Regions from separate parts of the Homo sapiens genome. Here all the other regions are linked to region 2. A link is an interaction called in ENCODE POLR2A ChIA-PET data of the cell type or tissue named here. Cell type or tissue: PC-9. All regions are shown on one strand. Each heading gives the region's core, and the rest is flanking DNA. Links, peaks and the distances in the headings are about the cores only.

Region 1 (7,548 bases), core at 1-5,000, 530 kb before region 2:
AGGGGAGAAACTAGAGCTGGACTCTGCTTGACCCACAGACCCTCCGCCAGGTTGCCTTTGCGAGGCAAGAAGCGAAGGTTGGCGAGCCAGCTGGGAGTACCCACCCCCTCCATGCCTGGTGGAGTCACCCAAGCCCCAGCGACACCCCGGCCTGCCCAAGGTACTGGTGACCCTGGAGGCCGGGGCCCTGGCTTCTCAGTCAGGGTCTCCTCCCCATGGCGGCAGAGCTGTCTGGCGTTTTGAGCCCTTTACACCAGGGGCAAGAGGGCTGCAGGCCAGAGCCAGCAAAAGAGAAGAAGCAGAGGGAATGAGAAACCTAGAAGGTGGAACGGGAAGGAGGGAGTGAAATGGGCAAAGGCCTCCAAAAAAAACAACTTCCGCCTCCTAAGTTTAGTGCATTTAACTCTATAAATATCTATTGAACACCTACTGGATGCCAGGCACTTTTCTAGGCACTGGGCAGCTAGCATTAAACAGAAGGCAGAAACCCCTGCCTTCAACAAAATCTATGCTGTGTTGAATAAGTGATACAGGGAAAAGCTAAAGATGGGGAGAGAGGTGGGAAGGGTATAGAGGATGGGAAGAAATTTACAAAAGAGGCAGGGAGGGCTTTACTGAGAAGGTGACGATGAAGGAAGTGAAGGAAGGGCATTGCAGGCCAGGGGCTCATCGTGTGCAAGGGCCCTGGGGTGGAAGGGATCATGCAGTGGCGTGAGTGTGGGTTTGAGCAGCAGGTGATGGTCAGAGGTAATACGTGGCCACCAAAAGGACTCTGGCGGCCGGGCGCAGTGGCTCACGCCTGTAATCCCAGCACTTTGGGAGGCCGAGGCGGGCGGATCACGAGGTCAGGAGATCGAGACCATCCTGGCTAACATGGTGAAACCCCGCCTCTACTAAAAACACAAAAAATTAGCCGGGCATGGCGGGCGCCTGTGATCCCAGCTACTCTGGAGGCTGAGGCAGGAGAATGGCGTGAACCCGGGAGGCGGAGCTTGCAGTGAACCGACGTCGTGCCACTGCACTCCAGCCTGGGCGACATAGACTCCATCTCAAAAAAAAAAAAAAATTATCAGCGCATGGTGGTACGCACCTGTAATCCCAGCTACTCAGGAGGCTGAGGCAGGAGAATCATTTGAACCCAGGAGGCGGAGGTTACAGTGAGCCGAGATCGTGCCATTGCACTCCAGACTGGGGGACAAGAGCAAGACTTCGTCTCAAAAAAAAAAAAAAAAAAGGACTCAGTGGCATAAAGCCATGGCAGGATTCTAAGGACTGACATGGTCTCTGCATTGTAGCGGGTGCACTCTGCTGGTCTGTTGAGAATTAACTCTTTGAGACCAGAGTAGGGTCAGAGAGCCCTTGGAGGGTGGAGGGCTACAGAGATAACCCAGAGATGAGGGTGGCTTGGACCACAGTGGCAGCAGTGCAGAGAGGGAAAAGGAGTTTGGGTTTTGAAGGTATTCCAAAGGTAGAATTGGATGGGTGCCAGTTCCAGATCACCATCCGTAGGCTCGCTGTCCTGGAAACCTTTCTTCCTCTTCATGAAGGCACCTTCCCTTCACTTTTGCTTCAAGTTTCCATTCCACAGAGGGACAGAAACTCAATCTCAGTCCATCCAGGATCCCATCCTTCAGTTCTGGGGGTTGTGGCAGCCAAGTCATGGGTGGTGTGGGTGGGGAATCTGGTCCCCTGTCACCTTGTCCATCTCCACTGGCATCTGCAGAGGCCATCTCACTCCAGGATGGTCCACATGGGGCACAGCGTGTCCCACTCCACATCTAGCTTCCCTTCAGCTGCCTCCACACCCTGCTGCCTTGTAACTGCCAGGTGGTCTCAGGCCTCCTTCCCAAGCAGCCCCCAGCAGCTTTCTTGCTGTTCTCACTGAGCTGGACACCTCTCAGGAGCAAGAAGGAGCTATGCCCTTTGCTCCCAGAACCCCAAACCACCCTCAGTGTCTCTATCATCTTTGTCCAGTCCAGGGCAGCAGTCCCTGTTCAAGCACCTCACCTTCCTGCCTGTCCTCTGATTTCTCCCATCCCTGACCCCACCCTGGTCTGTGGAATATTCCCAGAGAAACTCTGGCTCTGATGTGTGCACTTCCCTCCACACCATCCCCGGCTCAGCTCTCAGCTCCGAGGCTGCCCCACAAGGTTATGCAGGTGTTTAGTGAGCCAGTGGGGGTGAAATTGGCACATTGCTTGTCCAGGCTTGGGCCTGCATACAAAGAGGTGGAGAGGCGCCTTTTCCTCATTTCCACAAAGGCATCTCTGAGCCACCATGGGCCTTGTGTGCTCACAAGCCTCTGGAAGGTCAAAAGCAAGGAGTTGGCTCTTGCTCTTCTGTGTCCTGTTGTAATAGTCCCCACTAAGAGCAATGGCAAGCTCCGGCCTAGCTGCCTGAATGAGGGGAGGTTTAGAGGGGAAATTACACTGGTTCATAAAGAAAATAGTAACCCCTTGCTTTGCTGGGAAGTCCCTCTGAAAGGGAAGGAATGATGGACCTTACCCCAGCACCCATGACCTGGGCCCCAAGAAGCTCACCAGTGACAATTTTGACTTTCTTTGTTAAATAGACATTACTACATAATTTTTTTTTTTTTTTTTTTTTTTTTTTTTTTGAGACGGAGTCTCGCTCTGTCACCCAGGCTGGAGTGCAGTGGTGCGATCTCGGCTCACTGCAAGCTCCGCCTCCCGGGTTCACGCCATTCTCCTGCCTCAGCCTCCCGAGTAGCTGAGATTACAGGTGCGTGCCACCACACCTGGCTAATTTTTGTATTTTTATTAGAGACGGGGTTTTGCCGTGTTGGCCAGGCTGGTCTCGAACTCCTGACCTCAGGTGATCCACCCGCCTCGGCCTTCCAAAGTGCTGGGATTACAGGCGTGAGCCACCACGCCCGGCCTATAGTCATGATTTTATTTATTTATTTATTTTGAGACACAGTCTCCCTCTGTTGCCCAGGCTGGAGTGCAGTGGTGTGACCTCAGCTCATCGCAGTGCCCCCTGGGTTCAAGCGATTCTTGTGCCTCAGCCTCCCAAGTAGCTGGGATTACAGGCATGCACCACCACACTCAGCTAATTTTTGTGTTTTTAGTAGAGATGGGGTTTCGCTATGTTGGCTAGACTGGTCTTGAACTCCTGTCATCAAGTGATCCGCCTGCCTATAATTTTTTTTAAGTGATGGGGTCCTGTTCTCTCACCCAGGCTTGAGTACAGTGGCATGAATATGGCTCACTGCATCCTTGACCTCCTGGGCTCAAGCGATCCTCCTGCCTTGGCCCAGGAGTTGCTCGCATGAGCCACCACGCCCAGTGTATTCAGATTTTCTTCGTGTTTCTTTTCTCTTCCGGGATCCCATGCAGGACACCACGTCGCATTTAGTTGTCCACCACGGTTTTTTTGTTTGTTTGTTTTTTTCCGAGACGGAGTCTCGCTCTGTCACCCAGGCTGGAGTGCAGTGGTGTGATCTCAGCTCACTGCAGCCTCCGCCTACCGGGTTCACGCCATTCTCCTGCCTCAGCCTCCCGAGTAGCTGGGACTACAGGCGCCTGCCCCCACGCCCGGCTAATTTTTTGTATTTTTAGTAGAGACGGGGTTTCACCGCGTTAGCCAGGATGGTCCCGATCTCCTGACATTGTGATCCACCCGCCTCGGCCTCCCAAAGTGCTGGGATTACGGGCATGAGCCACCGCGCCTGGCCCACCACAGTTTTAATTCTGAAGATGCAGTATTAAGAGAGGAGGCTAAAGAAGCACACACTTGCTTAATTTTTCCTTCGTTATATGCTGGGGATGGCAGCAGCAGCTTGTGGCTGAGTTTCGGTGTTCTGCCTGACGGGTGACAGCTGAGCAGGCACTAGGTCCTTGCAAAACGCAGGATGCTGGGGAGGGTCTTCACCTTGCATGGTGTCCTGTCCCACACTGCTCCTCAGGTTGGGAGTGGTGGGGAGTTACTGTTTAATGTGTACAGAATTTCTCTTTGGGATGACAAAAATGTCTGGAAATGGATGGTGGTGATGGTCGTAGAGCTTTACAGATTTACTTAATGCCACTGAATTATACACTTCAAATGATTAAAATGGTAAATTTTATTTATCTTTTGCCACAATTTTTTTTAAAACCTCAGTAAATAAAATGCAACTTAAGGCTTCTGCTTTTTGCTTTTCAGTAAAGGAAACTATTTTTTTTTTTAAGTCTGTCCCTTTTAAGCCTTTTACATTCCTCAAGTAAGGCTTACCCCCAGAATGGGGGTCAGGGATCGGTGCCGATGGGGCTAGAGCACCACCATCATTGCTACTGCTAATGACAATGGTGATAGCAACAACAGCCGTGATTGACTGCTCACTGTGCTAGCAGCTGTACCACATGGTCCCATCTGTTCTTCACACAGCCCCAGGGGCAGGTACGCTCATGGGAACATAGCACAGGGTAGTTAACGGACTCATCCAAGGTCATGCAGCTGGGAGTGGCAGCACCAGGATCCCTCCAGAACCAGAGCTCTTTCTCACCACCCACGTCAGTGCCAGCAAAGCCTCCCAAACTCCTCCAAAGCCACCTCGATAACAGGAGAGAGGTGTCCTTCACCAAGCCCGAGAGGGAGACTGCCAGGTGCCTGTGGAATAAGCCCTCTGGTCCAGATGAGGACTAGCAAGAGGAAGGGCTGTTTGCCTTCTTTAAAAAGATTACAATAATGACCGGTGTTTATTAAACACATACTATGTTCTACAATAGCGTTCTCCAGGCTGACGTCACCTATAGATCTCTAGCCCCACAGATGCTCCACTGAAAAATAGTTTCATAGCTGGGCACAGTTGTGTGCACCTGCAGTCCCAGTTACTTGGGAGGCTGAGGTGGGAGGATCACCTGAGCCTGAGAAGTCAAGGCTGCAGTGAGCTGTGATCACACCACTGCACTCCAGCCTGGGTGGCAAGAGTGAGACCCTGCCTCGTAAATAAATAAATAAATAAATAAATAAATAAGAAAAATAGTCTCACAGCCAAGTAAGTTTGGGAAGGGCCTCCTAGAGGATTTGAAAGGAGCTGCAGTGATGACACCCCTTCAGCTTTGTCTAACTCAGTGATTCCCAAATCTCTTTGGCCCCAGCAGCCCATTTTCATTGCAAGATCCATCAACAGGCCTCAGGTCTCCAAGTTGGTATTCACAGGCTGTCTGAGCAGTGCTCCTTTTTTTTTTTTTAATTTCTTTTTGAGATAGGGTCTCACTCTGTCACCCAAGCTGCAGTGCAGTGGCACAATCTCAGCTCACTGCAACCCCCACCTCCCAGGCTCAAGCAATCCTCCCACCTCAGTCCCCCATCACCACCCAGTAGTTGGGACCACAGGTATGTGCTACCACGGCCAGCGAATTTTTACGTACTTTTTGTAGAGACAGGATTTTGCCAAGTTGTCCAGGCTGGTCTTGAACTCCTGGACTCAAGCCATCTACCGGCCTCGGCCTCCCAAAGTGCTGGGATTACAGGCGTGAGCCACCGCACCCAGCCTGAGCAGTGCTTCTAAACATGGTCTCGCCATGTCTTCCCCTCATGCTCGAGGAATGGAAGTCAAGTGTAGAGAGGTCAGTGGCTGATCCACAGCCCCCTACTCACTCTACTTAGAAAATAAATGCTAAAGAGTTTTAATATACACAAAAAGTAGTTACAGGCTGGGCACAGTGGCTCACGTGTGTAATCCTAGCATTTGGGGAGGCTGAGGCAGGAGGATCGCTTGAGTCCAGGAGTTCAAGACCAGCGGGGGCAACTTGGCAAAATCCTGTCTCTACAAAAAATACGTAAAAATTAGCTGGCCGTGGTGGCACATACCTGTGGTCCCAGCTACTGGGTGGTGATGGGGGACTGAGGTAGGAGATCAAGGCTGCAGTGAGCTATGATAATGCCACTGCACTCCAGCCTGGATGACAGAAAGAGACCTTGTCTCAAATACGAGAGAGAGAGAGAGAGAGAGAAATAACAGTTACAATAAGGCTGTCTGGCAGCACTAGTGGATTCTGCAGTGATAAGGGAAAGAGTAACACTATTTTCTGATAAATCCTTTTATGTTCCATCACCTTTAAGGGTGAAATAGGGTTTTGTTTTGTCAATAAAAATGTCGACATGTCCCCCCACTGCCACGGTGAGAAGGGACCACGTCCTGAGGCCCAGCAAAGTCCCAGTCTTGCAGACATGGGCAAGCCTCTGGGAACTTTGGGTTGCCTGTGAAATGTGCATGTCCTTTGGAGTAAAGTGGGGAGTTCTTTCTTCAAAGTGAGGCTGGGTGTGGTGGCTCACGCCTGTAATCCCAGCACTTTGGGAGGCCAAAGTGGGCAGATTACCTGAGGTCAGGAGTTCGAGACCAGCTTGGGCAACACAGTGAAACCCCGTCTCTACTAAAAATACAAAAATTAGCTGGGCGTGGTGGCAGGTGCCTGTAATTCCAGCTACTCAGGAGGCTGAGGCAGGAGAATTGCTTGAAGCCGAGGGGGTTGTAGTGAGCCAAGATTGCGCCACTGCACTCCAGTCTAAGCAACAAGACCAAGACTTGGCCGGACCTGACGGTTGTTCTAGGTTGTTCTAGGCGAGTGACCTAGGTCATTCTAGGGTGTCCAGTCTTTTGGCCTCCCTGGGCCACGTGGGAAGAATAAGAATCGTCTTGGGGCACATAAAATACACTAAAGACAGCTAATGAGCGGGGAAACACAAAATCACAAAAAATAAAATTAAATAAAAGCTTTAAGAAAGTTTACAATTTGTGTTGGGCCGCATGCGAGCCGCGAGTTAGACAAGCTTGCTCTAGGTGGTTCCAGGCCTTCCTGCGTGCCCAGCTGGCGAGGCGGATGGAGGAGATTCTGCTGCTGCCTCTCCAGCAGTCCTGGGAGGAAAGGTCTCATGGAATTAAAGGAAACAGCTACGTTAATATCTGCCAGCGCCCGCTCGGAGCCGGGCCCAGCCCCACGTGCCAGGACAGCGGGCAGCTGCGGGCGCTGTGCGCTGGTGGGGACCTGAAAGCGTCCGGATGCGCTGGCCCCGCTGCTGCTGCGCGGGCGTCCCGGGCGGGCCCTTGGCAACCGGCTTTCTGCACTGGACGCTGCCGCCCAGAGAGCTGCTCATCGACGTTTGGGAGAGAGGGAGGGAATGTTTTAGGATTCCCAGCCCTTCGGCACGGGGAAAATGGAAGGAGAGGACCCGGCCCATGCCCCTTGGTGGCTCAAAGGCTCTAGACACGGTCGGCCTCCGGGTTTGAACCCCTCCTCCGCCTCCTGTTATCTCTGAGACTTCAGCAAGCTACTGCCCTTTCCAAACCTGTTCCTGACCTTCGCATTGCAGAGTTAATCCATCTGGTGGATCTGGGGATGCTGGAGGAAGCCGTTAGAAGCCCCCGGCGCGTGGTGAGGACGCAGCCGGAGACGCAGGCCTCTCCCTCCAGCAGTGGGGCGTGCCCACAAGTCCCCCCTCTCCAGTGTATGCAACAGCCTAGTGTCTGACCAGGCTCCCATTCCACGACTCCGCAATTCCACGGCCAGCACATCCCAGGATTCAGTTTCAGGGTTCTACCCCTTC
Region 2 (11,030 bases), core at 2,342-7,341:
GCCAGGTGCTGTGGCTCATGCCTGTAATCCCAGCACTTTGGGAGGCCAGGGCGGGTGGATGACCTGAGGTCAGTAGTTCAAGACCAGCCTGGCCAACGTGGTGAAACCCCGTCTCTATTAAAACTACAAAAGTCAGCTGAGTGTGGTGGTGCACACCTGTAATCCCAGCTACTTGGGAAGCTGAAGCAGGAGAATTGCTTGAACCTGAGAGGCAGAGGTTGTGGTGAACCGTGATGACGCCATTGCACTCCAGCCTGGGCAACAGAGCGAGACTCCGTCTCAAAAAAAAAAAAAAGGAAAGAAAATGCTAACACAGATCAGTGCTTACTCAAGGCCTGGCAGAAATTTCAAAGGGGAGGTGTGGCAGTGGCTTCAAGAGTGTATGCATATGTCAAAGCTTACCCAATTATGTACTTTAAATGTGTGCATTTCATTGTATGTCAGCATACCCCTGTAGAGCTGGTTTTTTTTTTTTTTTTTGAGACAGAATCTTGCTCTGTAGCCCAGACTGGGGTACAGTGGTGCGATCTCGGCTCACTGCAAGCTCCGCCTCCTGGGTTCATACCATTCTCCTGCCTCAGCCTCCCAAGTAGCTGGGACTACAGGCGCCCGCCACCATGCCCGGCAAATTTTTTTTTTTTTTTTGTATTTTATGTTGATACAGGGTTTTACCACGTTAGCCAGGACATACAAAAAATTAGCCAGGCGTGGTGGCGGGCGCCTGTAGTCCCAGCTACTCAGGAGGCCGAGGCAGGAGAATGGTGTGAACCCAGGAGGCGGAACTTGCAGTGAGCCGAGATCGCACCACTGCACTCCAGCCTGGGTGACAGAGCGAGACTCCGTCTCAAAAAAAAAAAAAAAAAAAAAAAGAGTTAGCCAGGACGGTCTAGATCTCCTGGCCTCGTGATCTGCCCACCTCCCAAAGTGCTGGGATTACAGGCGTGAGCCACCGCACCCGGCCTGTTTTTGTTTTTTAGAGACAGAGTCTCACTCCATTGCCCATGCTGGAGTGCAGTGGAGTGATTGTGGCTCACTGTAACCTCAAACTCCTGGGTCAAGCCATCCTCCCACCTCAGCCTCCCAACTAGCTAGGACACTACAGGCATGCACCACCGCACCTAGCTAATTTTTAAAAAAATTTGTAGAGGCATAGTCTTGCTATGTTGCCCAGGCTGGTCTTGGACTCCTGGCCTCAAGCAAGCCTCCCACCTTAGCCTCCCAAAGTACTGGGATTACAGATGTGAGCCACCATGTCTGGCCTCTGTAGAGTTGTTTTAAATATTAAAGTGTACAAAAAAAAAATTTAAATGGGCCGGGTGTGGTGGCTCATGCCTATAATCCCAGCACTTTGGGAGGTCGAGGCGGGTAGATTGCTTGAGCTCAGGAGTTCAAGACCAGCCTGGGTATTATTGTGAAATCCCATCTCTATGAAAAATACAAAAGTTAGCCAGGTGTGGTGGCATGTGCCTGTAGTTCCAGCTACTGGGGAGGTTGAGGCTGCAGTGAGCTGTGATCATGTCAGTGCGCTCCAGCCTGGGTGACAGAATGAGACCCTGTCTCAAAAAAAAAAAAAAGTTTTAAATGAAGATTATAGGGTACCCTACATTGTGTTTGGTTTGCAGAGGGAACAGAAATGAGTGAAGCTGCCTAAGCATGGTGGCTCACACCTGTAATCCCAGCACTATGGGAGGCCGAGGCAGGTGGATCACCTGAGCTCAGGAGTTCAGGACCAGCCTGAGAAACATGGTAAAACCCCATCTCTACCAAAAATACAAAAAATTAGCTGGGCATGGTGGCACATGCCTGTAATTTCAGCTACTCGGGAGGCTGAGATGGGAGGATTGCTTGAGCCCAGGAGGCGGAGGTTGCAGTGGGCTGAGATCATGCCACTGCACTCCAGCCTGGGCGAAAGAGTAAGGCCCTGTCTCAAAAAAAAAAAAAAAAAGGAAAAAAAAAAGGAAATGATTGAAGCTGTTTTTGGAGTTAACTGACCAAAAGTTAAATGACTAAAAGAAGAGCGAGGCAGGAGGTTATAGAAGCAATCATGAAAAAAATACAGATCCCCAGGGTCCCAAACCTGGTTTCCGAGGATGGGTAGTGTTTGAACTTGGACTTGAGACTCAATGGGCATTTTCAGTGACCAGCAGGTAAAGAGGCTTGGCCTAGTGTTTCTGAGTAGGGAAGAGTGCTCCTCCCTGCTGCCTTGGGAGGACTGTCTGCTGCTGGACCACCCTGAGGACTGTGAGACATTAGCTCTGTGGGCTTCTAGGCTCCTGGCAGTGAACCTCTGGGAGTGAAGGATGCACAAAGGATGTTGTGGGAAAGAGAAGATCTGAGATGTCCTTTGGGTCATCTTTGGAGGATCTTGACTCTGAGGCTGGAGGGTTTGTGGCTAATTCCATGGGCAGTGGGGGCTGTTGGAGGCTCTTGAGCAGGGCCGGACAGGACCCAAATGGAGAAGGTCTGCAGTGAGCTGTGGAAATTCTTTGGCCTGATTCGCTGGATTTGTGGTGCACATCTGTGAGATGTGAGATTGGGATGGAGTGGACATGGGGACTCTGACATGGATTGTTTTGGGGCAGAAGAAGCCAATCCATGCTGGCGTCCCAGCCTGGGTCTGTAATCTCATTAATCTCCTTTTGGTGACTGGACCAGTTGCCTGTACAAGTGCCTCTTGGTCTCCTTGATCCAACCTCACTGAGCCAGCGTCGCTTGTATGCATGATACTGCAAGACTTCCTTCCCAGCTGGCCTGCACGCAGGTGCCTTGGAGAGGCATTGGGCAGATGGCATGTGGCCATTTCCAGCAGTGGGGCGCAGTGCTCAGGGAGACTGCAGCATCCTGGAGCCCTGCCAGCCAGGAGGGACTGTTCCCATTGCGGGCAGAATCTGTTACTTGCAATCAGAAGAACTTCAACTAATACTTGTTTTTTGCCTGTAGATTCAATTGACCTTGGGAATGTTGCTTAAACTCGCCTTTCACTTTCATTTTCCTATCAGTAAAGTGAAGGGTCATATCCACATTAGAGCCATCAGAGGAGCTTATTAAAAATGTCCAGGCCTCGGCCCTCCCTGGAGATATGAATTCAGCAGGTCTGGGGTGAGGCCCAGGCATCTTGGTTGGTTTTTTTTTTTTTTTTTTTATTGATTTATTTGAGACGGAGTCTTGCTCTGTCGCCCAGGCTGGAGTGCAGTGGCATGATCTCGGCTCACTGCAAGCTCCACCTCCCGGGTTCACGCCATTCTCCTGCCTCAGCCTCCCGAGTAGCTGGGACTACAGGCGCCCACCACCACACCTGGCTAATGTTTTGTGTTTTTAGTAGAGATGGGTTTTCACTGTGTTAGCCAGGATGGTCTCGATCTCCTGACCTTGTGATCCGCCTGCCTTGGCCTCCCAAAGTGCTGGGATTACAGGCGTGAGCCACCATGCCCGGCCTATTTTTTATTTTTGAGACAGAGTCTCAGTCTGTCATTCAAGCTGAAGTGCAGTGGTGCGATCATAGCTCACTATAACCACAAACCCCTGGGCTCAAACAATACTCCTGCCTCAGCCTCCAAAATGGCTAGGGGTATGCACCATCACACCTGGCTCATTTTTTAATTTTTATTTTGTAGAGATGAGGTCTTGCTGTGTTGTCCAGGCTGGTGTCAAACTACTGGTCTCAAGTGATCCTCCCACCCCTCAGCCTCCCAAAGTGCTGGGATTGCGGGCGTGTGCCACTGTGCCTGGCCAGTTTTGTTTTTTGGTTTTGGGTTTTTTTTTTTTTTTTTTTTTTTGAGATGGAGTCTTGCTCTGTCGCCCACTGGAGTTCAGTGGGGTGATCTTGGCTCACTGCAACCTCCGCCTCTTGGGTTCAAGTGATTCTCCTGCCTCAGCCTCCTGAGTAGCTGGGAGTACAGGCACCCGCCACCACGCCTGGCTAATTTTTTTTTTTTTTTTTTGAGACAGGGTCTCACTCTGTCACCCAGGCGCGTAGTGCAGTGGCACAATCTCAGCTCACTACAACCTCTGCCTCCTGGGTTCAAGTGGTCCTCCCACCTCAGCCTCTTGAGTAGCTGGGGCTACAGGTGAGTGCCACTATGTATTTGTATTTTTAGTAGAGACGGGGTTTCTCCATGTTGGCCAGGCTGGTCTCAAACTCCTGATCTCAGGTGATCTGCCCGCCTCGGCCTCCCAAAGTGCTGGGATTGCATGCGTGAGCCACTGTGCCCAGCCACACCCAGCTAATTTTTGTATTTTTAGTAGAGATGGGGTTTCACTGTGTTGGCCAGGCTGGTCTGGAACTCCTGACCTCAAGTGATCCACCTGTCTTGGCCTCCCAAAGTGTTGGGATTACAGATAGGAGCCACCACACCGAGCCTGGTTTTTATTTTTCATGAAAGTCATACATGAAATGCCAAGTGTGGTGGTATGTGCCTCTAGTCCCACCTACTCAGGAGGCTGGGTGGGAGGATCACTGGAGACCAGGATCATCCACCGCACTCCAGCCTGGGCAACAGAGTGAGCCTCCATCTGTAAAAGAAAGAAAACAGAGTCACATGTGAAAATCAGTAGGTTGACATGTCAGTGGGTTCTATAAGATGTGCTATAAGAAACATGTCTCTCCTGCCAATTTTGCCCTCTCTGGAGAGTTCCTTTCAGTTCTTTTCGCTGCCTGTCTCTGAATGCTGCTTCGGGAGCTGTGTTTGGTCCCCTGACTTCAGGTGTTTCTGGTTGACTCTCTGCGGGAAGAGAAGCATGCAGAGCTCTTGCATCCCCCGTCCCCCATTCCCCCAGCCACCCACCTCCCTTCCTACTTCCACCCTGCCAGAGCTGCAGTGCTTCCTGGGCACGGGCCTTGCTGTGAGGACAGAGGAGCTCTTCACAGCGGAGGCAGGGGATGAATCACACCTGCAGTTCCTTGTCTGTGTGACTCTTTGTTTTCCCTGGACTTGATAATCATCTTGTTTGCTCATCTAGTTTTTTTTCTTTTTTTTTTTGAGACAGAGCCTTGCTCTGTTGCCCAGGCTGGCGTGCAATGGTGCGATCAATCTCTGCTCACTGCAACCTCCAACTCCTGGGTCCAAGTGATTCTTCTGCCTCAGCCTCCCGAGTAGCTGGGCTTAACAGGCGTGTGCCACCACACCCAGCTAATTTTTTGTATTTTTAATAGAGACAGGGTTTCACCACATTGGCCAGCCTGGTCTCAAACTCCTGACCTCAGGTGAGCCACCTGCCTTGGCCTCCCAAAGTGCTGGGATTACAGGCATGAGCCACTACACCCAGCCTGCTCATCTAGTTTTCTAAGTGCAGTTCCACACATTCAATCCCAAACTCTCTGCCAGTTGTCTCACACATTAGGAATGTGTCCTCTCCATTTCTTCCCCCTGCAGAGATCTCTCCTGCACCCTCTTGGCCAGCTCCAGTCTGGCCTCGTTCCTCTCTCTACCCGGGACCCAGCTGTTGTCCTAGCGTCACCTTTGACCTCCCCTCATGTTAGAGCCCCTTTCTCCCGGATCCCGGGTCTTCCTCTCTCTGTGTCTGTGTTTGTTTGGGTGGAGTTTATCTTCCAGTCGGTTCCCAAGGAAGGGTTCATGGTTGGTGACTTTTTGGAGGTATTGCATGTCTGAAAAGTCTTTCATCTGTGTTCACCCTTGACCTTGCTGGATATAGCAGTCTAGGTTGGAAACCATTTTCCTTTAGGATTTTGAGGGTCTTTCTCCATTGTCTCTCGGCTTCCAGGATTGCTACTGAGAAGCCAGAAGCCTTTCTTTTTTTTTTTTTTTTTTTTTTTGAGACGGAGTCTCGCTCTGTCGCCCAGGCTGGAGTGCAGTGGCATGATCTCGGCTCACTGCAAGCTCTGCCTCCCAGGTTCACGCCATTCTCCTGCCTCAGCCTCCCGAGTAGCTGGGACTACAGGCGCCCGCTACCACGCCTGGCTAATTTTTTTTTTTTTTGTATTTTTAGTAGAGATGGGGTTTCACCGTGTTAGCCAGGATGGTCTCGATCTCCTGACCTTATGATCTGCCCGTCTCGGCCTCTCAAAGTGCTGGAATTACAGGCGTGAGCCACCTCGCCCGGCCCAGAAGCCGTTCTAACACCTGATCCTTGATACTTGACCTGTTTTTCTTTCTGAAAGTTTGTAAGGTCTCTTTGTTCCTAGTGTTATAAGAACAGATACATAGTGGTATGCCTTGGTGAGGGCTGTGTTCATCCTTGCAGCCAGGTGGTTGCAGCCTATGTGCTGGTGGGTGTCTGGGTCCTCTGCTGGGGTCCTCTTCTGCCCCGCCTCTCTTGTTTTCCTTTTTTTGTTGTTATGTTTTTGTGTGTTGTTGTTGTTGTTGTAGGGTTTTTTGTTGTTGTGGGGTTTTGTTTTGTTTTGTTTTGTTTTTGAGACGGTCTCTCACTCTGTCACCCAGGCTGGAGCACAATGGCGCAATCACAGCTCATTGTAGCTTTAAACTTCTGGGCTCAAGCAATCCTCCCACCACAGCCTCCCAAGTAGCTGGGACCACAGGCATATGCACCATGTTCAGCTAATTTTTTTATTATTTTTTGTAGAGATGGAGTCTCACTATATTGCCCAGGCTGCTTTTGAACTCCTGGGCTCCAGCAATCCTGCCACCTTGGCCTCCCAAAGTGCTGGATTCCAGGCATGAGCAACTGCACCTGGCACCCCTCCTGTTTTCTGTCTGCTCTGGCTGAAGGCCTCCTTTTCCTTTTCTTTTTTTTTTTTTTTTTTTTTGAGTTGGTGTTTTTGCCCTTGTTGCCCAGGCTGGAGTGCAGTGGCGCAATCTGGGCTCACTACAGCCTCTGCCCCCCGGGTTCAAGCGATTCTCCTGCCTCAGCCTCCCACGTAGCTGGGATTATAGGCACCTGCCACCATGCCTGGCTGATTCTTATATTTTCAGTAGAGACAAGGTTTCACCATGTTTGCCAGGCTGGTTTCGAACTCCTGACCTCAGGTGATCCACCTGCCTTGGCCTCCCAAAGTGCTGGGATTACAGGCATTAGCTACTGTGCCCAGCCTGGAGGCTTCCTTTTGTATTGTGGACTTTCTAAGCTGGCCTCCACTTTTCCTTTCTCTCCTGTTTCTGTCTTTTTATGCTTTTATCCTGCTTTCTAGAAGACATTCTCAACCTTATTTCTCCAACCCTCTGTCAGATTATTTCCATGATCACATGTTTAATTTCTGAAAGTTCCTGTTGTTGTTTGATGGCTGTAGAGTCAGTCTTCTCTCATCTCCCTAAGGATGTTTTGGAAGTTTCTTCTCCCTGCCTGGTCTTTGTATGTCCCAAGTTGTGTGTTTTCTGTCTAGTTCGCCTTTTACATGGCAGAGGCTTTCTTCAGATGTTGGCAGTCCCCTGGTTGGAAGAGTGAGGCCCAGCAAGGCTGACTGGAAGCCCTGAGCACATGCATGGAGCCTGTGGGCCCCGCGGGTCTCTGACAGCAATCTGGCTGGGCTGCTGGGTGGGGAGTCGTTGCTTTTAGCCTTCCAGGGCCCGCTGAGTCCTTGCCATGCATCCCCCACTTTCCAGCTTCCAGAATTGTATGGCTGCTTCCTCCCCTCATTCTCTCTGTCCTTAGGAGATTTGAACCTTTTTTCTTTGAGATGGAGTCTTGCTTTGTCACCCAGGCTGGAGTGCAGTGGCCCGATCTCAGCTCACTGCAGCCTCCCCCTCCTGTGTTCAAGCAATTCTCTGCCTCAGCCTCCCGAGTAGCTGGGATTACAGGCGCATGCCACCATGCCTGGCTAATTTTTGTATTTTTGGTAGAGACAGGGTTTCGCCATGTTAGTCAGGCTGGTCTCGAACTCCTGGCCTCAGGTGATCCGGTCTGCCTCGGCTTCCCAAAGTGCTGGGATTACAGGCGCGAGCCACTGCGCCCGCCCCGTTTTTCTTTGTTTAACCCATTCCCTCTCATGGTAGTGGTGCTTGAGAAGGGAGTGAAAGAGTAATTGTGTGCTCATTATCATCACTGCCCAGAAGCTTCTGGCTTCTTCAGCGCCCTGCAGGTGACTCTTGCACATACCCAGCGCTGAGCACCATGGTGCAGCTCATCCCCTTCACCTCCACGGTTCTGGTATCACAGTCTTCAGAGTATAGCCACTATTTTCCTCTAAGCCTCTGAACATCTTTGAGTGGTATTTAGGTGCTGGTGGGGCTGCCTGTTACACTGTAAGTTGTTCCGTCAGCACAACTATGCTGCCTGCAAATGAAGGTATGAAACCTCCCCAAACTGCTGTCTAATGGTGTGGGATGGAACCAGCTCCCTTTGAGAGAAACTAAATTGTTTTTTGCCACTTCCTTTAATTTTTTCCATGTTGCCTTTTTTTCCTATACCTCCATTTAAACATCTATTGTTTTTGAGCTCTCTTCTTCAAAACTTGCTTCTAGGAACTATTACCCCTCTTCACCATATTGAACTCTAAGTCTTTTCTCTCATTCTGGAAGGCCATGATACCTAGAAGTAGACCACAGGGTTCTAACGGGGTGCCCTGGGTCCTGCAGCAGTCCCCTCATCGTGCTTTAACAACTTATGACCCAGTAGTTTAAACAACGACCTAGGGAAGCTTGTCCCAGCCTGCCCTGCGTGTGCCCCCAGTAAAACCATGAGCGGCAGGAAGGGGAGCCCCTCGCGATGCTTGCCATGACCCTAGAGGAGCAGAGCCCAGAGATCATCTTTAGGGACCTCTCCCTCTGGGCTGCACTCATCCAGAAGGTGCTTCCCCGAGCCTGTCTGTAGAGTCAGCCACAGAGCAGGGCGATGAGCTATCAGAGACCAGGGTGTGTGCCACTGGGTCCAGCTTCTGCTCTTCTTGTCTCACAGCAATATTTGAGTCCTGGTGCTAGCCATGGCGCAGTCGTTGGGCTGGTATCAGTGACAAGGTCTGGAGGGTAGACAGGAAGAGTGGCCAGTTGGCTCCACCAGCCCCTGCTCAGGAAGGACAGAATGTGACAGGCACCCAGGAAACCTGCTTCTGAGCGTTTTCTTTAGCGCACCCCCTACAATTAGCAGATGCAGCTTCTTGCTGGATTCTGAGGTCACACCTCAGACCAGATGTAGAGGCCCAGCAGTAACTGGAGTCAGTGCAGAAGGACCCACCACGGAGAGGGAGAGGCCTCTGACAGGCCAGAAGAGAGCAGCAGTGGAGCCTGTTTCTGTCTGGAGCCCTGCTCTGCTGGGCCAGAAGTTTCCAAATGTTTTTTAGCAGTGGGACCCATTCTTCAAATTAAAAAAAAATTTTTTTGAGTTAGGCTCTTGTTCCGTCACCCACGCTGGAGTGCAGTGACACAATCTCAGTTCACTGTAACCTCAACCTCCTGGGCTCAAGTGATCCTCTTACCTCATCCTCCTGAGTACCTGGGACTACAGGTGTGTGTACAAAATACAAAAAACACTCCCAGCTGTCCAGCCTTAAATAAAATCTTGTACATAAGCCAGATGTGTTCAACAAGTAACAGCAAAACTGGTCCCATGAAACTGCCCCTTCCACAGGGGCCCTGAGGCACCTCTGCAAGGCCAGGGCCCCACAGGCGCTGCTGGAAAACTGCTGGTCTTCGGGCCAGTGAGGACAGAGAGAGAGCTCAGCACAGCAGGCCCCGGGCAGCCATACCCACCTCGTACCACGGTCAGAGTCTCGAGGAGCCTCAGAGATCATGGTCCCCGGCTCCTCCAGCTAAGGACACAGACCACGAAGAGGAGGTCCTCCTAGTGTGTCAGCCCTGGCTCTGAGAATTTACCTTTAATTTAATTCTAGACCTATTAACATGGGTATCGGGTTTTTAAGCCCATCTGAAATTGGGAAGAATAGACCAGAAGCAGGAAGAGGGTCTGCTACAGGGAAAAAAGAACTAGAAAGACCAAACAGAAGTCAGAAAGTACAGCTACCACGGGGCCATGTGACAAATGGCCCAACCAACCCACACGCCTCAGCGCCCCCTGAGGCTGCACGGATAGACGGACAGACACACAGCAGCACCATGAATCCTTGAGGGAAAGTAAAGCTCAGCATGTGTCAGTCTTTACGGGGATTCAAGGTTAAAACAGGGAGGGAGAGAGACTTGGAGGGAAAAGAAAAGGCAGTGTGGAAAGCACAAATGGCCGCCTGGATAACCGTGGTTTGTTTGGGTTAGGATTATTTCCAGAGGCGTCTTTCCTGGGGCATTTGTGCTGCCGCTTCAAAAACCCTCGGTCCACCCTGGTATTCCTGAAACATTCCTGCTGAATTTCTTCCAAGTTCTGATAAGTCCATGCCAAAATGGTCTGTCTAGATACATGTTTCCTTTGGCTGTGAAATCTTCAGCATGTTTTTGTTTTTCAGCCTGGGTTTACCACATTCTGACTGAGGAACATGTGTGAGTGTGTGTGTGCGTGCGCACACGTGTGTTGATAAAAGCTATGATAAAAGCTCAGCTACAAGAAGTTTGAAGAACTGTGGTCTGAGCCCCAGACACTTGTGTTTTCTTTTTCTTTTCTTTTCTTTTTTTTTGAGATGGAGTCTCGCTCTCTCCCCCAAGCTGGAGTGCAGTGGCGCAATCTGGGCTCACTGCAAGCTCCGCCTCCCAGGTTCACACCATTCTCCTGCCTCAGACTCCCGAGTAGCTGGGACTACAGGCGCCCGCCACCACGCCTGGCTAATTTTTTGTATTTTTAGTAGAGACGGGGTTTCACTGTGTTAGCCAGGATGGTCTCAATCTCCTGACCTCGTGATCCGCCCACCTCGGCCTCCCAAACTGCTGGGATTACAGGCGTGAGCCACCACGCCCGGCCTGTTTGTTTTTTTTTTTTGATACGGAGTTTCACTCTTGTTGCCGAGGCTGGAGTGCAATGGCGCGATCTCGGCTCACCACAACCTCTGCCTCCCGGGTTCAAGCGATTCTCCTGCCTCAGCCTCCTGAGTAGCTGGGATTACAGGCATGAGCCACCACACCTGGCTAATTTTGTATATTTTTTAGTAGAGATGGGGTTTCTCCATATTGGTCAGGCTTGTCTTGAACTCCGGACCTCAGGTGATACGCCTGCCTCAGCCTCCCAAAGGGCTGGGATTA
Region 3 (5,000 bases), core at 1-5,000, 450 kb before region 2:
AATCTTTATGGGGATAAAGAAATTAGGACTTGTGAGACATTTTAAAGGTAATATCCTGCTTTTTAAGGAATGCTAGCATTTTGTAAGATCTTCATAATCATTTAAGAGATCAGCTACTTACCCTATTCCAGAGGGTTTAATACAGAAAAGTCTCTCATTTCTTAGCTCTTCTAAGCAGCTAGCTGTCCTTTCTCTCATTGGAGTTGGAGCTCCTGGCTGTTTTGGTTCATTCTCACCATGCTTTGCTCTATCTTCTCCCACCCATCGACCCTCATCCACTCCTGCTGCCACTCAGCTGTGAAGTCGATCAAGAAGCAGCACCTGGTGGAGGTGAGGTCCATGGCCAACCCTCCTGCTGCTGTGAAGCTGGCGCTGGAGTCCATCTGCCTGCTGCTGGGGGAAAGCACCACAGACTGGAAGCAGATCCGCTCCATCATCATGCGGGAGAACTTCATCCCCACCATCGTCAACTTCTCTGCAGAGGAGATCAGGTGAGAAAGTGGAAGTGCCAAGGTATTGCCAGAAATTGAAATCAGTTGTTCAGGCCAGGCACGGTGGCTCACGCCTCCAATCCCAGAACTTTCGGCTGTTCAGGCCAGGCACAGTGGCTCACGGCTCCAATCCCAGAACTTTGGGAGGCTGAGGCAGGTGAAGTGCTTGAGCCTAGGAGTTAGAGACCAACCTGGGCTACATGGCGACACCCTGTCTCTACAAAAAAATACAAAAATGAGCTGGGCGGGGTGGCATGCGCCTGTAGTCCTAGCTACTTGGGAGGCTGAGGTGGGAGGATTGCCTGAACCCAGGGGATCAAGGCTTCAGTGAACCGAGATCACACCACCGCACTCCAGCCTGGGTGACAGAGAAAAACCCTGTCTCATTAAAAAAGAAGAAAGAAAAAAATTGTTCAAGTGTTGAGCACATTTTCAGCTTTCACCTGAGAACCAAGGGTCAGTCTAGCTCATCCCCAGTGGTCAGTCACTGGGGCAATGAGATGGGAGCTGGCTCTGGTCTCTTCCATTTTAATTTTATGAAAACTCTTCCTTGCTTTTGTCCTGCATGTGTTTAGAAATATCATTCGTCTTTTACAGTGACGCCATAAGGGAGAAGATGAAGAAAAATTACATGTCCAATCCAAGTTACAATTATGAAATTGTGAATCGGGCTTCCCTGGCTTGCGGCCCTATGGTGAAATGGGCAATTGCACAGGTGATTAACACAGCCAGGAGCTCCCGTGTGAAAGGTGACCTCTTTTCCTGTCACTTAAATAACAGTTATCAATTGGTTCTTCCCAGCTTAACTATGCAGACATGTTAAAGAGAGTGGAGCCCCTACGCAATGAGCTGCAGAAGCTGGAAGATGACGCCAAGGACAACCAGCAGAAGGCCAACGAGGTGGAGCAGATGATCCGAGACCTGGAAGCCAGCATCGCCCGCTACAAGGAGGAATACGCCGTCCTGATCTCAGAGGCCCAGGCCATCAAGGCAGACCTGGCAGCTGTCGAGGCAAAAGTAAGATTATCATCATTGATCCTCAGCCTTTCCTGCTGTGGAAGCAGAGATTAACACACTTCAACATGCGCTGCATGCACCATGCTGGCCTCGGTGAATTCGCTCTTTAACATCTGTAAGGCCCCGGAGGACTTTTTTCCTGGAAAATAATACACACTGAGTAGTCACTAAGTGTTGTTAATTAGGATAGATTGATACAAACTGGACACTTTTCAGCCGTTGAATCCCCCACCAGCAGCTCCAGACCTGTTTGCTCTGCTGCCTGAGGGCCTCGCTCCGTACCCAGCTTCTGCCCCGCTGAGATTCTGAGTCGTGTGTGGTCATTAGTTATATATGATCTGGGTCTCATCTCCTCTGGGACTGTGAACAACTTGGGCACGTTTCTAACCCACCCAAAACCCTGCACATAATGTGGATGAACCGATTTGCAGGATTCGGTATAAATCCTGAAAGGCCTCATCCCTGAGCATCTTGTTCGGTTTTCCTTTTAGGTAAACCGGAGCACTGCTCTTCTGAAGAGCTTGTCTGCTGAACGTGAACGATGGGAAAAAACAAGTGAAACTTTCAAAAACCAGATGTCCACCATTGCTGGGGACTGTCTCTTGTCAGCTGCGTTCATTGCCTACGCGGGTTACTTTGACCAGCAGATGCGTCAGAACTTGTTCACTACCTGGTCCCATCACCTACAGCAAGCCAACATCCAGGTGAGAATCACGGGGAGTTCAAAAAGGATGTGCGAGCAGTGTGAGGCAAGCTGGTGTTTAGTGCACAGTTAGAGTCTTGAGAACAGTCCCATCTGTGGCTGTGAAGAGGAGGAAAGGTAACGGCCTTGCCTTTCAGTTCCGTACAGATATTGCCAGGACGGAATACCTTTCCAATGCTGATGAGCGTCTTCGCTGGCAGGCCAGCTCCTTGCCTGCTGATGACCTTTGCACAGAAAATGCCATCATGCTGAAACGATTCAATAGGTATGAGCTCGGGTGCCAAGGAGAGGCATGGGAGGAATGTGGGTGGTGATCTTGAATTTTTTTCAAAATACACCCTTGTTTGAAGAGAGGAATAGAAAATGGGGCGTGGGCATACAGTGCTGGCAGCTTGGTGCTCCTCTGATGGTGGGGCGTGTGCTGTTCTCGTTATTGTCAAGTGTCTGAGTTATTCTGCAGTGAATGCTTCTTGTAACCTTCTAAAATCGATTGGCAGGGGCCAGGCACAGTGGATCACGTGAGGTCAGGAGTTTGAGACCAGCCTGGCCAACATGGTGAAATCCTGTCTCTACTAAAAATACAAAAAAATTAGCCAGGCGTGGTGGCATGCGCCTGTAATCCCAGTTACTCAGGAGGCTGAGACAGGAAAATCTCTTGAACCCAGGAGGCAGAGGTTGCGGTGAGCCGAGATCACGCCACTGCACCCCAGCCTGGGCAACAGAGTGAGAATCCATCTCAAAAAAAAAAAAACATAAAAATAGGCCGGGCACAGTGGCTCACACCTGTAATCCCAGCACTTTGGGAGGCCGAGGTGGGCAGATCACGAAGTCAGGAGTTTGAGACCAGCCTAGCCAACATAGTGAAACCCTATATCTATTAAAAACACAGAAAATTAGCTGGGCGTGGTGGCAGGCGCCTGTAATCCCAGCTACTCAGGAGGCTGAGGCAGGAGAATCGCTTGAACCCGGGAGGCAGAGGTTGCAGCAAGCCAAGATGGTGCCACTGCACTCCAGCCCGGGCGACAGCACAAGACTCCGTCTCAAAAAAATAAAAATAAAGTGGATTGGCAGGGTTGTGTTTGGGGGTGGACATTCAAACAAACAGTCCTCTGTTACAAGAACTGAAAATAGCTAGTTAAAGGGGAAGTACTACCTGTTTTTCTGCTTAGGAAAGACAGAATAAGAAATGGGATGTAACTGCAGTGAAGATGGGCTAGGTGCCGAGAGGGTTCCACGTCTCACCGGGTGGTGCCAGCAAGAGTATGAATCAATCAGTACAGCCTGTGCGCAGGGCTGGATTTGCCTAAATGACCCTTTGACCTAGGAGTTCCACTTCTAGGTGTTCATTCAACAGTAGCCTGGCCTAGGTACAGAATGTGTGTAGGTACCAAGTGTGTACCAGCTGAAGACTGGAGATAACTCAGATGGCCCTCCTGAGGGCCCACCACGCCGTGGTGCTGGGTAGTCTTTGCCAACACAGGACATTCGAATACAGGCTGGACAGGTGCAGAGCGGACAGTAGAGGCCTCCCACGAGGCCACAACTCCCACACTGACACATGTGTCTGTAAATGCTTAGACCTTCTCTGTAAAGACAGGCGAAAAACTGGTAAAAGCCATCACCTGGGCAAGGGACTTTGGTGACCAAAGAATAGGGTCAGAAAGGCAGGGCAGCATGGTTCTTCTCACCATATGCCCTTTTATAGTTGAGTTTTGTAAAAGCTTGTGTGTATATTACCAGTTGGGTTTTTTTTTAACGTTTTAACTGGCTAGACCGTAGGTAGATCACATTAGCTTATTTGTGTCCTTTCCTCATTTGTAGAATGGTTCGATAACAGTGTCAGCCTCATAGGGCTGTTATGAGGATTACGTGACGTAGTGTCTGTAATTTGACACGGTCCTTGGCAATTAAAATTCTGTATAATGTTAATCCCTTGCTGCTGCGACATCATTGATGTTGATACGTGCTGTCTAGAAGGATCGTAAACATGAAAAAGCTATTCTAACAGTGCAGGATGCTGAGAGGATGATTGTCCCAGAAGGAAAAAGATTTTTAACTATGGCCCTCTTGGTGTATGACTCAAGCTACCTCCTCATGCCAATAGTTGTTCAAAAGGATGAGGTGATGTTAGCATTAAGCATGTAAGCTTTATTGGTAAACCTGAAAACGTCTCCGGAAACCACTCTCGGGTGGTGGTAACAGCCTATCAATCAGGGTCTCTCATCAGGGACTCGGCTAACCGTGATCCTGTGCTTTCCCCATTCGGTGTTTCAACCTTCTCTTCTGTGGCCTCATCCTCAGGTATCCGCTGATCATTGACCCCTCTGGACAGGCCACAGAATTCATTATGAATGAATATAAGGATCGTAAGATCACACGGACCAGCTTCCTGGATGACGCCTTCAGAAAGAACTTAGAGAGTGCACTGAGATTCGGTAACCCCCTTCTGGTCCAGGTTGGTGTTGGCCTTTGAATTCTTGAAACACTGCATTCAAGAGTGAATTCCTTTTTGGGGGCTGCCTTTAGTTTTCAACTTTGTAAGACTTCATTTTGTATCAGAAGGATAAAGCTTTGCGGTGGTTCTGTAATAGATAAATTCAACAGAATCATTATTTGCATTTAAAATTCTATTCAGTGGTCGGGCGAGGTGGCTCACACCTGTAATCTCAGCACTTTGGGAGGCCGAGGCGGGTGGATCATCTAAGGTCAGGAATTCAAGAAAAGCCTGGCTAAACCCCATCTCTACAAAAAATACAAAAATTAGCTGGTTGAGGTGGCTGGCACCTGTA

The links. ChIA-PET counts read pairs that join two places held together with the same protein. Peaks named below come from ENCODE experiments on the same cell type or tissue, not always from the same donor. Only the 100,000 strongest peaks of a DNase experiment are listed, where the experiment ranks them.
Region 1: POLR2A ChIA-PET joins it to region 2 with 16 read pairs; 1 of 35 experiments calls an interaction of 5 or more read pairs at or near these places.
Region 3: POLR2A ChIA-PET joins it to region 2 with 8 read pairs; 1 of 35 experiments calls an interaction of 5 or more read pairs at or near these places.

Annotation. Positions count from the first base shown.
Region 1 is chr14:101,948,917-101,956,464 of GRCh38, forward strand. No RefSeq gene overlaps it. Among named protein-coding and RNA genes, the nearest start is that of DYNC1H1, 12 kb to the right of the region's middle. In PC-9, for the core only: no CTCF peak of the experiment used is centred there; no DNase peak of the experiment used is centred there; H3K4me3 peaks cover 1,438 bases; H3K27ac peaks cover 704 bases.
Region 2 is chr14:102,477,089-102,488,118 of GRCh38, forward strand. All of the region lies in intron 17 of TECPR2 (tectonin beta-propeller repeat containing 2), which reads left to right. Among named protein-coding and RNA genes, the nearest start is that of ANKRD9, 27 kb to the right of the region's middle. In PC-9, for the core only: no CTCF peak of the experiment used is centred there; DNase peaks (open chromatin) are centred at 4,893 and 5,323; H3K4me3 peaks cover 294 bases; H3K27ac peaks cover 1,676 bases.
Region 3 is chr14:102,031,977-102,036,976 of GRCh38, forward strand. It overlaps DYNC1H1 (dynein cytoplasmic 1 heavy chain 1), which reads left to right. Exons shown (of 78, transcript NM_001376.5): 52 at 296-491; 53 at 1,089-1,206; 54 at 1,293-1,508; 55 at 2,000-2,212; 56 at 2,349-2,476; 57 at 4,513-4,666. LOC107984661 (a long non-coding RNA gene) reads right to left here. Exons shown (of 2, transcript XR_001750903.2): 2 at 4,339-4,793. Among named protein-coding and RNA genes, the nearest start is that of HSP90AA1, 53 kb to the right of the region's middle. In PC-9, for the core only: no CTCF peak of the experiment used is centred there; a DNase peak (open chromatin) is centred at 2,505; H3K27ac peaks cover 3,464 bases.